3 separate regions of the Homo sapiens genome follow, and all the other regions are linked to region 1. Evidence: chromatin contacts called from ENCODE Hi-C or POLR2A ChIA-PET data. All regions are on one chromosome and are shown on one strand. The core of a region is the stretch at or near the end of the contact, and the rest is flanking DNA. Distances in the headings are between cores, read along the strand shown. Region 1 holds the start of KDM6A (lysine demethylase 6A). Region 2 holds the start of CDK16 (cyclin dependent kinase 16). Region 3 holds the start of CASK (calcium/calmodulin dependent serine protein kinase).

What was found. A loop is a pair of places that touch in the nucleus more often than their neighbours do. ChIA-PET counts read pairs that join two places held with the same protein, here RNA polymerase II (POLR2A). Pooled maps may share reads with other maps.
Region 2: a map of gastrocnemius medialis shows a loop between it and region 1 (12-fold over the local background). The contact joins the promoter of CDK16 here to the promoter of KDM6A in region 1. A Hi-C loop is called at or near these places in 2 of 168 maps with a recorded cell type or tissue (gastrocnemius medialis and sigmoid colon), 1 of 37 single-sample maps with no recorded cell type and 10 of 50 pooled maps.
Region 3: a loop to region 1 is called in a map of CD4-positive, alpha-beta memory T cell, with 15 times the contacts of the local background. The contact joins the promoter of CASK here to the promoter of KDM6A in region 1. A Hi-C loop is called at or near these places in 2 of 168 maps with a recorded cell type or tissue (CD4-positive, alpha-beta memory T cell and naive thymus-derived CD4-positive, alpha-beta T cell) and 9 of 50 pooled maps. POLR2A ChIA-PET finds 5 or more read pairs at or near these places in 2 of 52 experiments (T-cell and WTC11).

Annotation. Positions count from the first base shown.
Region 1 is chrX:44,870,667-44,874,471 of GRCh38, forward strand. It overlaps KDM6A (lysine demethylase 6A), which reads left to right and starts at 2,522. Exons shown (of 30, transcript NM_001291415.2): 1 at 2,522-3,046; 2 at 3,258-3,321. The coding sequence starts at 2,886. RefSeq lists silencers at 1,712-2,211, 2,462-2,691, 3,032-3,291, 3,332-3,411, 3,422-3,521.
Region 2 is chrX:47,216,340-47,219,933 of GRCh38, forward strand. CDK16 (cyclin dependent kinase 16) reads left to right here and starts at 2,342. Exons shown (of 16, transcript NM_006201.5): 1 at 2,342-2,766. It overlaps LOC105373194 (a long non-coding RNA gene), which reads right to left and starts at 2,311. Exons shown (of 3, transcript XR_949047.4): 1 at 2,164-2,311; 2 at 667-795. RefSeq lists silencers at 1,676-1,785, 2,486-2,645, 2,666-2,775, 2,786-2,855 and enhancers at 1,976-2,095, 2,216-2,285, 2,429-3,068.
Region 3 is chrX:41,922,263-41,926,161 of GRCh38, forward strand. It overlaps CASK (calcium/calmodulin dependent serine protein kinase), which reads right to left and starts at 1,292. Exons shown (of 27, transcript NM_001367721.1): 1 at 668-1,292. The coding sequence starts at 726. RefSeq lists silencers at 747-796, 1,067-1,646.

The DNA.
Region 1 (3,805 bases), core at 1,272-3,771:
CCCACCCATTGCATCCACTCCTTGCTGTTCTGCTATTACATAGTAATAGCGGGAAGAAAAGTGTTGAGGTGTGGAGAGTGGGTAGCCTTTTTTTTCTGAGACGGAGTCTCGCTCTGTCACCCAGGCTGGAGTGCAGTGGCGCGATCTCGGCTCACTGCAAGCTCCGCGCCATTCTCCTGCCTCAGCCTCCCGAGTAGCTGGGACTACAGGCGCCCACTACCACGCCCGGCTAATTTTTTGTATTTTTAGTAGAGACGGGGTTTCACCGTGGTCTCCATCTCCCGACCTCGTGATCCACCTGCCTCGGCCTCCCAAAGTGCTGGGATTACAGGCGTGAGCCAAAGCGCCTGGCTGCCTTTTTTTTTTTTTTTTTTTTTGAGACAGAGCCTCACTCTGTCCCCAGGTTGGAGTGCAGAGGTGCAATCATGGCTCACTGCAACCTCCACCTCCCGGGTTCAAGCGATTCTTCTGCCTCAGTCTCCCGAGTAGCTGGGACTACAGGCGAGCGCCACATGCTCGACTAATTTTGTTTTTTGTATTTTTAGTAGAGGTGGGGTTTCACCACATTGGCCAGGCTGCTCTCCAACTCCTGACCTCGTGATCCGCCCGCCTCGGCCTCCCTTTGCAGGCGTGAGCCACAGAGCCCGGCCGGGATTGAGTAGCCTTATAATCCTTGAAAAGGACCTGAGTCAGGAACTGCTAACTTCAGGGAGATAGTCAAATACCAGCAAAATGTCTATCTGTGCTTGTGCAAGTGTGTGTGTATGTGTGTGTGTGTGTGTGTGTGTATGAGAGAGTGTGCGAGCGAGTTACTGGGGTCAAAATTTCCTTGGCTTTAAATGTCACCATTTGTGACAAAGTTAACAATGTATTAATTTAGCCGTAGAAAAGATTTGGCCCTTTGTACACACTCATTCAAGCAAAATGGAGTATCATAAAGGGAAAGGTGTTTCAGAGGAAGTAATTAAACATGAACTATAATCTATACAAAACTACAGTTTGTTCGTCTAGTTACTAGTCTCAGGGGAACAATTTAAAACTGTGTGCAAAATCAGTTGGGATTCCCATAGCTTCCCGCTGAATACTGGTAGGAATTACTGGGTCAGCACTGAATTGTCTTCGTCATATTTTGAAATCCAAGTTTAAATATATAATTTTTATTGGTTACAGGTGGAAAACCTATTGAAAATATAAAAAACTCCGTTTATAAACAGAATCTTGTCCTTATATGTCTATCAATTTTTTCCTATCCCTGTTATAAGACATACAGCTTAGTAAATAAATTTGCCTTTTGAGAAGAGTAGTCGAAAGGCCTATTTTTTTTTCACCTATAGTAAAGATTAAAAGTCAGACTAAAGCCTTTCCCCTGCACCTGAGAGACAGAACAACAAAATGTTACTGTTGTCTAGGGGTTACAAACCTGCAGGTTTTGGGGGATAGAAAGGATTTCTTGGGCCACCAGCTGTGATGATTTAATTATGTCTTCTCTCAGGTCTGTCCACAAGCAGCCCCTACTTTTGTAAGAAGGCTCCACTGAAATCATGGCAATAGAACCCAACATTCTGCAGATCCCGCTTCACAATTTCTCATTGCTTTTTCTTGTAAGACTGTAATGAACTACTGATAAGACACAGGGTAAACACAGCACGAAAATCTGGCCCCAAAGTGCCGCCAACAGACAGACCTTTGGCGGTGGGGAGCCATGGTCGGCAAGCCAGGCCCCGCGGGCGACTCTTCATTCCCTCCGGCCTGGGGCGTATGGGCGGGGGTCAGGGGAGCCCTTCCCCCTTCACTTTCGGCGCGGGTGAGGTGATCGGGGCTGCCAGCGCAGGTCTGGCCTAGGGCGGCACCCGGACCGCGGGGCACGGGACCGGCAGCCGCTCCCCGAGCGCCCTCCTCGCGGAGGCCATTATTTCCAGCAGTGCCAAAAGTCTGAGCCTTCTTCGGAGGGCAGAGGTCGAGGGCCGTGCGCCGCCTCCCGGCTACGCGACCTGTACCAGGCCCTGTGGGGTCCCGGGACCCCTGGAGCGCGCGCGGGACGGCCGGAGCCGCGGTCTGGGCACATCCCAGAGCTCGCGGGCAGGCAAATGCCGTCCTTGGCGTCTTCGCCCGCCGCTCGCGCCCGCCGCGGGCGGTGCCGGACCTCGCCCTTCCCCACCACTCCCCTCCCCCTCCAGAGCCCGCCGCGGTTCCCGAGGTGACACGGCCCGGACCCTCCATTCTCTGCCCCAGTGTATTTAACCAGCACAACCTAACAGGAAGCTCCCTCTCGGTGACAACCCTTCCCCCGACAGACGCGCCCAGCAGCCAACCACCGGCTAGAATTGGCCTGCGTCCCGCTCCCATCTCGGTGGCGGCCTCGGTGGGCGGGGCTCGGGCAGCTAGCAAGTTAAGTGGAGCCACGGCTGACGTGAGTCAACAAAGGTCACGTGAGGCGTGCGGGCCGCGCCGATTGGTGGCGCCAGCCGGGCGGGGAGGGGGGGTCACGGCGGCGGCGTGGGGTTCGCTGTGTGACACAATTACAACAACTTTGTGCTGGTGCCGGGGAAGTTTGTGTCTCCAACGAATCCCCTCAGTGCTCCCCAGCCCCGCGCGCTCCGGCCGTTCCCGCCGTCCCCGCCTGTGGCTGCCCCCTGCCCAACCCCGCGATGTGACCCTACAGCCGAAAGCCGCCGCTGCCGACCCGGGGGCTCCGCAGCCCCTGCCGCCGCCGCCGCCGCCTTCACCGCCGCCGCGTTGGGATTTTTCGTCGCCGCCGCCCGCGGCGGAGGAGGAGGCGGCGATAAAGTTGGTGTGCTGGTCCCGCGCGCAGATTGGGGGCGTCACTGCGGGCCCCGGTCCGAGGGGGGGTGTCGGCGTTGGAGTTGTGAATTCGCTGCGTTTCCATGAAATCCTGCGGAGTGTCGCTCGCTACCGCCGCCGCTGCCGCCGCCGCTTTCGGTGATGAGGAAAAGAAAATGGCGGCGGGAAAAGCGAGCGGCGAGAGCGAGGAGGCGTCCCCCAGCCTGACAGCCGAGGAGAGGGAGGCGCTCGGCGGACTGGACAGGTACGGGCCGCCGTCACTCGCCCGGTCGGCTCCGGACGGGCAGTAGCCGCTCTCCCGGGAGGACCGAGCGCGGCTTGTCTCTGGCGGCGGCGGGGCGGGCACCTCGGTTTGGCGCTCTTCGCGCCGCCTCCGCTGGGGCCTCGGGCTCGGGCAGGGACGGGTCGGTGGCGTTCCCTGAGCGTTAACGAGTAAACTGTGTCTGTCTCCACAGCCGCCTCTTTGGGTTCGTGAGATTTCATGAAGATGGCGCCAGGACGAAGGCCCTACTGGGCAAGGTAAGGCAGCTGCGAGTCGGAGCGCGGACACCGTCTCCCTGGCCGGCGCCGCGCTCGCCCCGGGCCCCGCGGCCGGGTCTGTGCTCATTGTGGCCACGGACGATGGTCGAGGGGCTTCCGGAAACTATTTCCTGCCTCTGCTCTCCCCCCACCCCCGGGTACCCTGCTTGCTCCCTTGCGAAATCGCTCTTTTCCTCTTGTAGCTGGAGGAACAGAGACGGGATCGCTTTGGGGCCGGGCTCAACTGGGTCGACACAACTGCCTGCTATTTTACAGCTTTTTGAGGGTAGGCCGATGATCTTCGAGGTGCCTGTTTAGGGTCAAGGGATCGTGAGTGTGTTCAGATTTTCCCAAATTTCGGACTTAACTTGCCTCTACGGGTTTAAAAAAATTCTTTTCCTTCAAGCAGGCTGTTCGTGATGCCTACTGCTAACCAAATGTTTTAGGCTTTCTTGTGTCCCCGCTCCCAGAAGGGGGAAGTTTC
Region 2 (3,594 bases), core at 1,092-3,591, 2.3 Mb after region 1:
TGCTCTAGAGTACCCTAGACACTCCACACCGCAGTCCACTGGCCACACCACTACAGCAGCTGAGGCTTGAACACAACTGTTGTCTTCTTTCTCCAGTATGCCAGCTCCTTTGCGGATACTCTATAGACACCTTGTTCACTGCACCTCCCCCATTACGGCTCCATGTCTTCCCCACCACAACTCCTGGATCTCCTTGACACCTTATTCGTGCCTGACACCCTTCTCCATCAAAACAAGCTTTTGAGTCATGCATGAATCCTGGTTGCATCTTAGTTGTTCCCCCTCCACCTCATTCCATTTTACTTCTGCGGTTTGTCTACCAGTCTACCATTGTTAACACCAGCCAGATGGGAGATCAGGGCTTAGCAGGCGGGGGTTGCGTCATTGCACCGAGCCCCCTGCACCCAGCAGCCACAAAGGATAGGGTGGGACAAAGGTTTCTCTTGTCACTGCCTGGAACTATTTGCCCACCTCCTTCTGATCATTTTATTTTCTTGGCCTGCTCTGGCAGGCATTCAACAAACATTTGTTGTGTGCTGTGTGCCAGTCACTTTCTAGGCACGTGAGACAGCAGTGGATAAAACAAAGATCCCTGTCCTCTTGGGGTTTTACGTTCTGCTAGGTTGACACCCAGAATAGATTATAAACACAGTAAGCAAATTGTACCTTAGAAGTTGATCAGTGCTCTTCAAAAGGCGAGGAATAGAGCCCGATCTGGGGATCTGGAATGATGGCAGTGCAGGTAGGAATTTTTAAATCGGAAAGGCTTCATGGAGATGACTTTGAAGCAAGCACCTGGAAGAAGTGAGAGAATGAGGCACGTGGATGTGGGCCAGCAGCATTCCAGGCAAAGGGAACCACAGCAAATGCAAAACCCCTGAGGCTGGATTGTGCCCGTTTCACTCAAACAGCTAGAAAGAGCGCTAGTATGGTGGCAGTGAGTCAGGGGAAGAAGAGGAAGAGATGAGGTCAGAGAAGTGATGAGCCTGTTCTATGCCAAGGCGAGGACTTTTATCTTTGTCAAATATTTCCACTCCCATCATGGCCCGGGAAATCTCACTAATGTAAACCTTACTGAAAATCCTAACTGCTGTGATCAAGGCTGCCATAAAGGGAAGCCCGGAAGAGGCGGGGAGGCTGCCTTGGAACAGGGTAGTGTAAGGATGTGCCAGAAGGCCTGCTGGAGGTTGCAGCCCTTTGAGCTGGACTTGGGGATAGTGTGGTTTTCCAGGCAGAAGGAAGTGAAGGATTAGGTCGGCCTGGTAGTACTTGGCACACAACATGCGCCCAATAAATAAAATGGAAATAAAACCGCGGAGTGTTCTACTTGTGTTGACTGACATCAAAACAAAACAAAAAACCCTCAGAGTGAGGGGAGGCACGGGAGGGGCTGTGCCGGGCAAGAGAGGTGGCAGGAAAATCCAACGCACGGCGCCTATGCAAATACTCGTGTGAGGCAGAAAAGAGGCTCCGCCCCGCTCGAAGTTCCAAGCATGCGCAGTAGCGGCTCCTGCGCCTCTAAGGATCCGCCTCTTTCCTTCTTTCTCAGCCTGGGTTCCACCCCGGGAGGCCCGCTGTATGAGATGGAGGGCGGGCTAAAGGCGGGACGAGACTCGATTGAGCGCAATTATGACCAATCACCTTGCGGAATATTCGGCCTATAGCGAAGGAGGAGCTCAGAACAAAAAGGAGACCCCACCCCCGCCGACGGTGAAAACCTATGAAACCTGGGCGGAGGCGTGCGGAGTCGGGTAGAGAGCGAAATCACGCCTCTTCAGTCAGCCACGCCCTTTATTCTTGCTCGGCCTCGCCACAGAGAGCAAATCAGATTGGCTGGGCGACAACCTCAAAGGGCGGGGCTGCACACGTTCACTACGGGAATGAGGTAGCGGTGGAGGGGGCAGTTGGGCGGGGATAGGCCGTCCTAGCTAAGGTGGTAAAGGCCAATAACTCTTCAGGCTGCCTCTCCTCGAAAAGTCATCTTCTCGCGAACCTTTAAAATGCCTTCCTCCCCAAGCACCTCAAGGGACTAGAACTGAGTGCTTCATTTGTCTTTTTTCCTCCTTGCAAAAGTCCCGTTTGCCACCATGGGGATGTACCAAGTGAGACCGAGTAGGGGGAACGAGTGGTGATTGACGCGCCAGGTTACTGGCCACTGCTCACCTAGGCGCTAGCAAACTTCTGCCAAGATCGGAACTGAGTACTAAACAGCCTCCACAGTTCTCCCTGGTGCCGTCTCCGGCTTGGCGCCGCATCCTCCTCTGGGCTCGCGATGGCCGCGTCCCCTCCCGCTGCGGACGGGTCCTTTGGTACATGCAGTCCGAGGTGAGTCCCCTCCTTTCCACTTCACCCTTCCGAGCGCCTGCGTGCGCATGCGCGGAGCGCGGCGCGCGCGGCGGTTGGGCCGTTGGCTGTTCGGCCCTGGGATCCGCCGCCACTCCGCGATCAGACCGCTCTGTGCCGCGAGCCGCCGTGAGCACTCGGATTCAAGCCGGCGCCAACGAGTCCGGGGGCATCGCCCGCAGCGGCCAAGCTCATGGCCGGCTGAGCGGGACGCCGCCTCCGCCTCAGCCACCGCCGCCGCCGCCGCCTCCTCCTCCTCAGCCGGCGGCGGCCCGGGCCCAGCAACCATGGCTGAAGACTACTGGGACGGGCGCCTGCGGCGAACAGGAGGAGAAGGAGGTCGCGCGGCCTCATCCCGGGCCGCCGCCCCAGGCGCCGCCGCGCCGGCCCCGCGGCTCTGAGGTTGCTCGCGCGCCCCCGCCGGTGAGCGCGTCCCCGAGGCGTGGAGGCTGCCCCTCCTCCTTCAGAACCCACCTCGGGCGGTGCCCAGGGGTCTGGGCTGCGGGGCTGGCAGGTGCCCCCACCCCCGGCGAATTTCCCAGAATGCACCGGGGCGGGGGGTCATTTGGGGCCTCCCTGACCTTGGCCCCGCCCTGGGCCTGTCCTGGGAGCTGGGGTTGGGTAGTGCTGTGGGTGCTAATGGGGACCTGGGGGAGTCAAAGGACCAAAGGGTGTGGAAATGGGTGACAATGGGGTGAAAGACTTGGGGGGGTTGCTGATGGGGGTCGGAGCATGTGGCAGTAAGCCTCACGCCAATAAGTCGTGTAAGGTTCAAGGCCCCGTGTGTGCTTGTGGAAGGAGGGCGGGGTGCGGAGCGGGTGAGGGACCCGAGGGTGTATAACGGGGGGTAGGGTGTCGAGGAAGTTCTAAGACATGCTCATAGGGATTATGTCCGCAGAGAGGCCCGGTGTGTGTTCATGGGGGACAGGGTGGCACAGGTACCAGAACGTGTGTTGGTGGGGTCAGGGCTCTGAGGCCTGGTGCGTGGCGATGAGGCCCTGGATGGTGTTAATACTGCGTGTCTGTCCGTGGGGCCTGCAGTGTGTGAGAATGCAGTGTGTGCTTGTGGAGGGCAGGTAGCTGAAGGACTCGAGTGTGGTGTGTGCGCCAGTGGGGGTCATGGCTGTAGAGGGTGTATGCCTGTGGCCTCGAAGGTCTAGGTAGTTTGGGACCCAGTATATGCTAATGAGGGCAGAGTGGAGGAAGGACCTGAGGGTATCTAACGGAGGAAGGACTGTGGAATACCTGAGC
Region 3 (3,899 bases), core at 42-2,541, 2.9 Mb before region 1:
CTCAAAGCAGACGGCTCTACCACGCTAACCACCATCCCAACAACAGTCGAGGGGAGTCTCGAGCACTGATTGAACAGTCATTGCATAACAAGGCATTAAAAATTCGAATGCCCCCAACTCTTTCCACGTTCGTGTACACCAGGAGGGAATTTGCTGAAACTGAAAGCACCCCGTCTTAAATGACCCCCTCCAATCCGAGCATGGGGTGTACACAAAGGCATCTGTCTAATATCCCGCACAATAGACACACACCCCACAATTAAAACCCTGGACTCTCTCACCACACAAGCAAAGGAAATGCAAGCTGCTCTGTTTCAAAAATGGTCTATGGTACATGCAAGGTAACAATAACCCCAACTGAAGCAACTATAAAATCGGCTGTGCCACGTCCCTGTGCAACCGTCAGATAAAATGCAGGCAGCCGGCCCCACGCCTTACGGGGTGGCCAACCTCGGCTCGGTGGCCTCAATGGACCGCTGAGAACCCCCAGGCCCCCGCCTGGCAGGAGCTCCAGGTACACGTCTATAAATACTCCAGGATGAGAAGGACGAGAGGGGAAGAGGGGAAGGAGGGAGGGCAGGGGGCAGGCCCCGAGCGGGTGCGGGAAGACCGGGGCATCACTGAAATGCATTTTTCCACACTCCCGCTCCCTCGCGTGGAGACTCACTTTCCGATCACCTCGCACAGCTCGTACACATCCTCGAACAGCACGTCGTCGTCGGCCATGGTCCGGAGGGGATAGCGGCCGCAGCGTGGAGGGCTTCGAAAACGGGGGTGGGGGCGCCCAAGAGCTCAGTGCCCAGCCCCGGGATCGCCTCCTCCCCTCAGGACCCGCGAGCCCTCGGTGCCGAGGACGCTCGAGTGGGGCCGCGAGGCCCAGAGACTGCGGCGCCTTCCTCTGCAGGCGACCGCCCCGGCGCGGGCGGCGGGGCCGGGGCGCGGGAGCGAGGGCGGCCCGGGCCCGGCGCCGCCCGCCCGCCCGCTGCTTCTCGCGCTGCTCGGGCCGCGCTGCCCGGCGTGCGGATCCTCGGGGACCGCGCGGCGTCGCGCTCTCCGCTCGTCAGCCCGCGCGGGCCGCGAGGCCGCGACCGCTCCCTCTGTCCGAGGCCGGCTCCGTCGCGTCGCGGAGCAGCTCGGGCTACAGAGGGGGCCGCGGCAGGACCATGGAGCGAGGATCGCCGCGGAGGGAGGTGGCGGCGGCGGCGGATCGGCGCTGGGGACCAGGAGGCGGCGGCAGAGACGCTCCCTCCTCTTTCTCCTCCTCCCGCAGCCGCCACCGCCCGCCCGGGAGTGGGAGGGGGCTTCGCGGGACCGGCGCTCTGTGCGGGCGGGAGCCGCGGCCGCCGCCTTCTGCTCCGCCCCTACGCCTCAGCAGCCGACCGGCTCGCCAGCCCCGCTCACCCGCCTCGCGCAGACACGCCCTCCTCCCCCGTCGGCGGCGCGGCTTCCAGAACCACAGGCTCCGCCCACTCCAACCGGTCGGGAGGCGGTGGCCCAGGGAAAGGGGAGCGGGCCGAGCGGCGCATGCGCGGGGCGCCGGCCGCGTCACGGCGAACGGGCGGGCACCGGGATTCTAGAGGGCGCGGGGGGTTGAGTGGGGCGCGCCGGCTGCAGCTGCCGAGGCGGGGCTGGTTGGGGTCGTCGCCTCCGCGCCTAGCCGCGACCAAGCCGCGAAAGGGGCTGGAGACAAAAGGTCCACGGCTGCACGCTCGTTGTCCGGCAAGAGGCACGAAACTCTGGCCGCTCCCCTTTCCTTCTTTTGTAATCGCAGGGAGCCTTTCCCAGTTTTTTGCTGGGAAAAGAGGCAGGGAAAGGGTGCTAATGAATGAGAAAGCTAAAAGAGAGGTGGAGAGAGGTTGTCACTGAATCCGTGCTTGGCAGCGGATGCTTTTAGTGCTACCCTGTCATTCCTTAATGAAGATGAGGGCTGGGGGTAAGGGGAGGTCGTCCAAGAAAAGGACTAAACAAAAACTGCCTAGGAAGGTGTGCGACAGCAAACGGTCATCTATAGAGACAGCTTCTCCCACGTTCTGCCCCAAACTCAACAAATATCTATCCAGCGCCTACCCTCACTAGAGACCAACCTAGAGAGAAGCTAGGAAGGCAGGGACAAACCGTGACTTTAAGCTCATTTGTATATTGTCCTCAAACTCCCAGGACCTACTCTGCTCTCTATACTCCCTATAAATGTTAGACTTGTCAGGAACAGAATGCAACTAGAGGGAGTGCAGGCACAGGAGCAGCCAGGGAGTGAGGTTCTGGGTGTTGCCGCTGTGCTAGGTTGCATTCAATATGAAGATTTCTGTTCAACTGAGCATGTGCGGAATGAGCCAGCGCCATCAGACAGGTATATGCCTCAGTTGAAGACCAATAGTGTCTTTGTTCCTCCGCACAGCAAAAGTGCCCAATTAGTTCATAAGTCAGTTTCCAGAAATCGTCTGGTAAATTTCTCAGTGCAGTATTTTTTTTAAAAAAAGTATTTATTAATACCAAAGTGGAGGGGGTGATGTGGAGACTCACAGCCTATTTTCTCTTCAGAAACGTTTCGTGCAAACCCTTGACCACTCCCTCAAAAGGCTGAGAGATTTGCCTGCTAAGGATTTGGGTACTAAACCTTTTTTTTTTTTTTAAATGCAGATCAGAGGACAAGTGTAATTGCACACGGTTTTCCTCCTTTCTCAAAGAGCTTGTGCATTCTCTAGAGACGGGGGCTTCAGAACTTGAGAAACATTGCCTCCTTTAAGGGTCCAAGAGTTACTCACCACAAGTTGGCATGTCCAGCTCATGTCTAATGAATAAGGCGTCACTCCATTCTGCCCTGAAGTGCACAGGGACCCTCTCAAGTCACCTTGTCAGCTTCACTTCTTTTCCCCAGCCCAAGACTGAGCTATACCAAGCCTTGTCGACTTCATTTTGGGGTTTGTTGTCTTCTACAGGGACCTATGCTCAGAGGTAGAAAAGGACAATCATAAAGTAAAACAGAAAAGAAAGTGCAGGTGAAAAAAAGAGAGACAGACGATTGCAAAAATAAGTAAGTGCTCTGCTCATAGGATCACAGTTGGTTTGGATCTGGAAAGAGACTCCCTCACTTACAGATGGAAGAATGTGGTGGTTGCTCTCCCAAAAGCCATCCCACCCCTCTCCCCCACCATGGGGTAGCAGCTCTGGACTTGAGGTGAGATTGTAACCATCTTTACTGGAGAGGTGGGCTCTGATTAATTAAACTAACACATGCAGCCCCCTTGCCACAGCGATAAGCCTAATTTAATCAGCTCTTGGCACTCCCTGGTCACAAGCTTTGAGTGGTTTGAGGTCTGCCAATCAGCACAAAGCTGAGGACTTTTTCTCCTGATCTGTACTTAGATCTCCCAGTTCCCAGTGTAATATTTAGTCATATAGAAATTCTCTGCAATACACATCCCTCAGAAGTTGTACCATGTATGATGGTTAGAAGTAGATCCTCTCTGCTTCGGGGACTAAAATAAGCAAACCTTTTAAATTAATTTTTCTCTGGGTGTCTTCCAAAAATCCAATACTGTTCCAACAAATAAGCCCATGTATTAGTGAGTCAGGTGTCAATAATTTGGTTCTGTTTTCGTTTCCACAAAGAAAATGTTAAAGTAAGTGCATCTATTAGATTGTGTTCAGATGTTAGCAACTGAATATTCAACTAACAGTGGTTTAAACAAATGCAAGGGGGCGGGGTGCTCTTTTCCATGTAGCAAGGAGATGTGTGGTTATTAACATTGATCAGCTATTCAAGTGCGTCATCAGTGACCTAGGTTTATTCGTTCCACTCTGCCATTCTTGTAATGTTAGCATCTCATCCTCAGGCTTGTTGCCTCATCATTATGAGATGGCTGCTGCAATTTCAGACATTAAAGGGAGGAAGCAGGAGG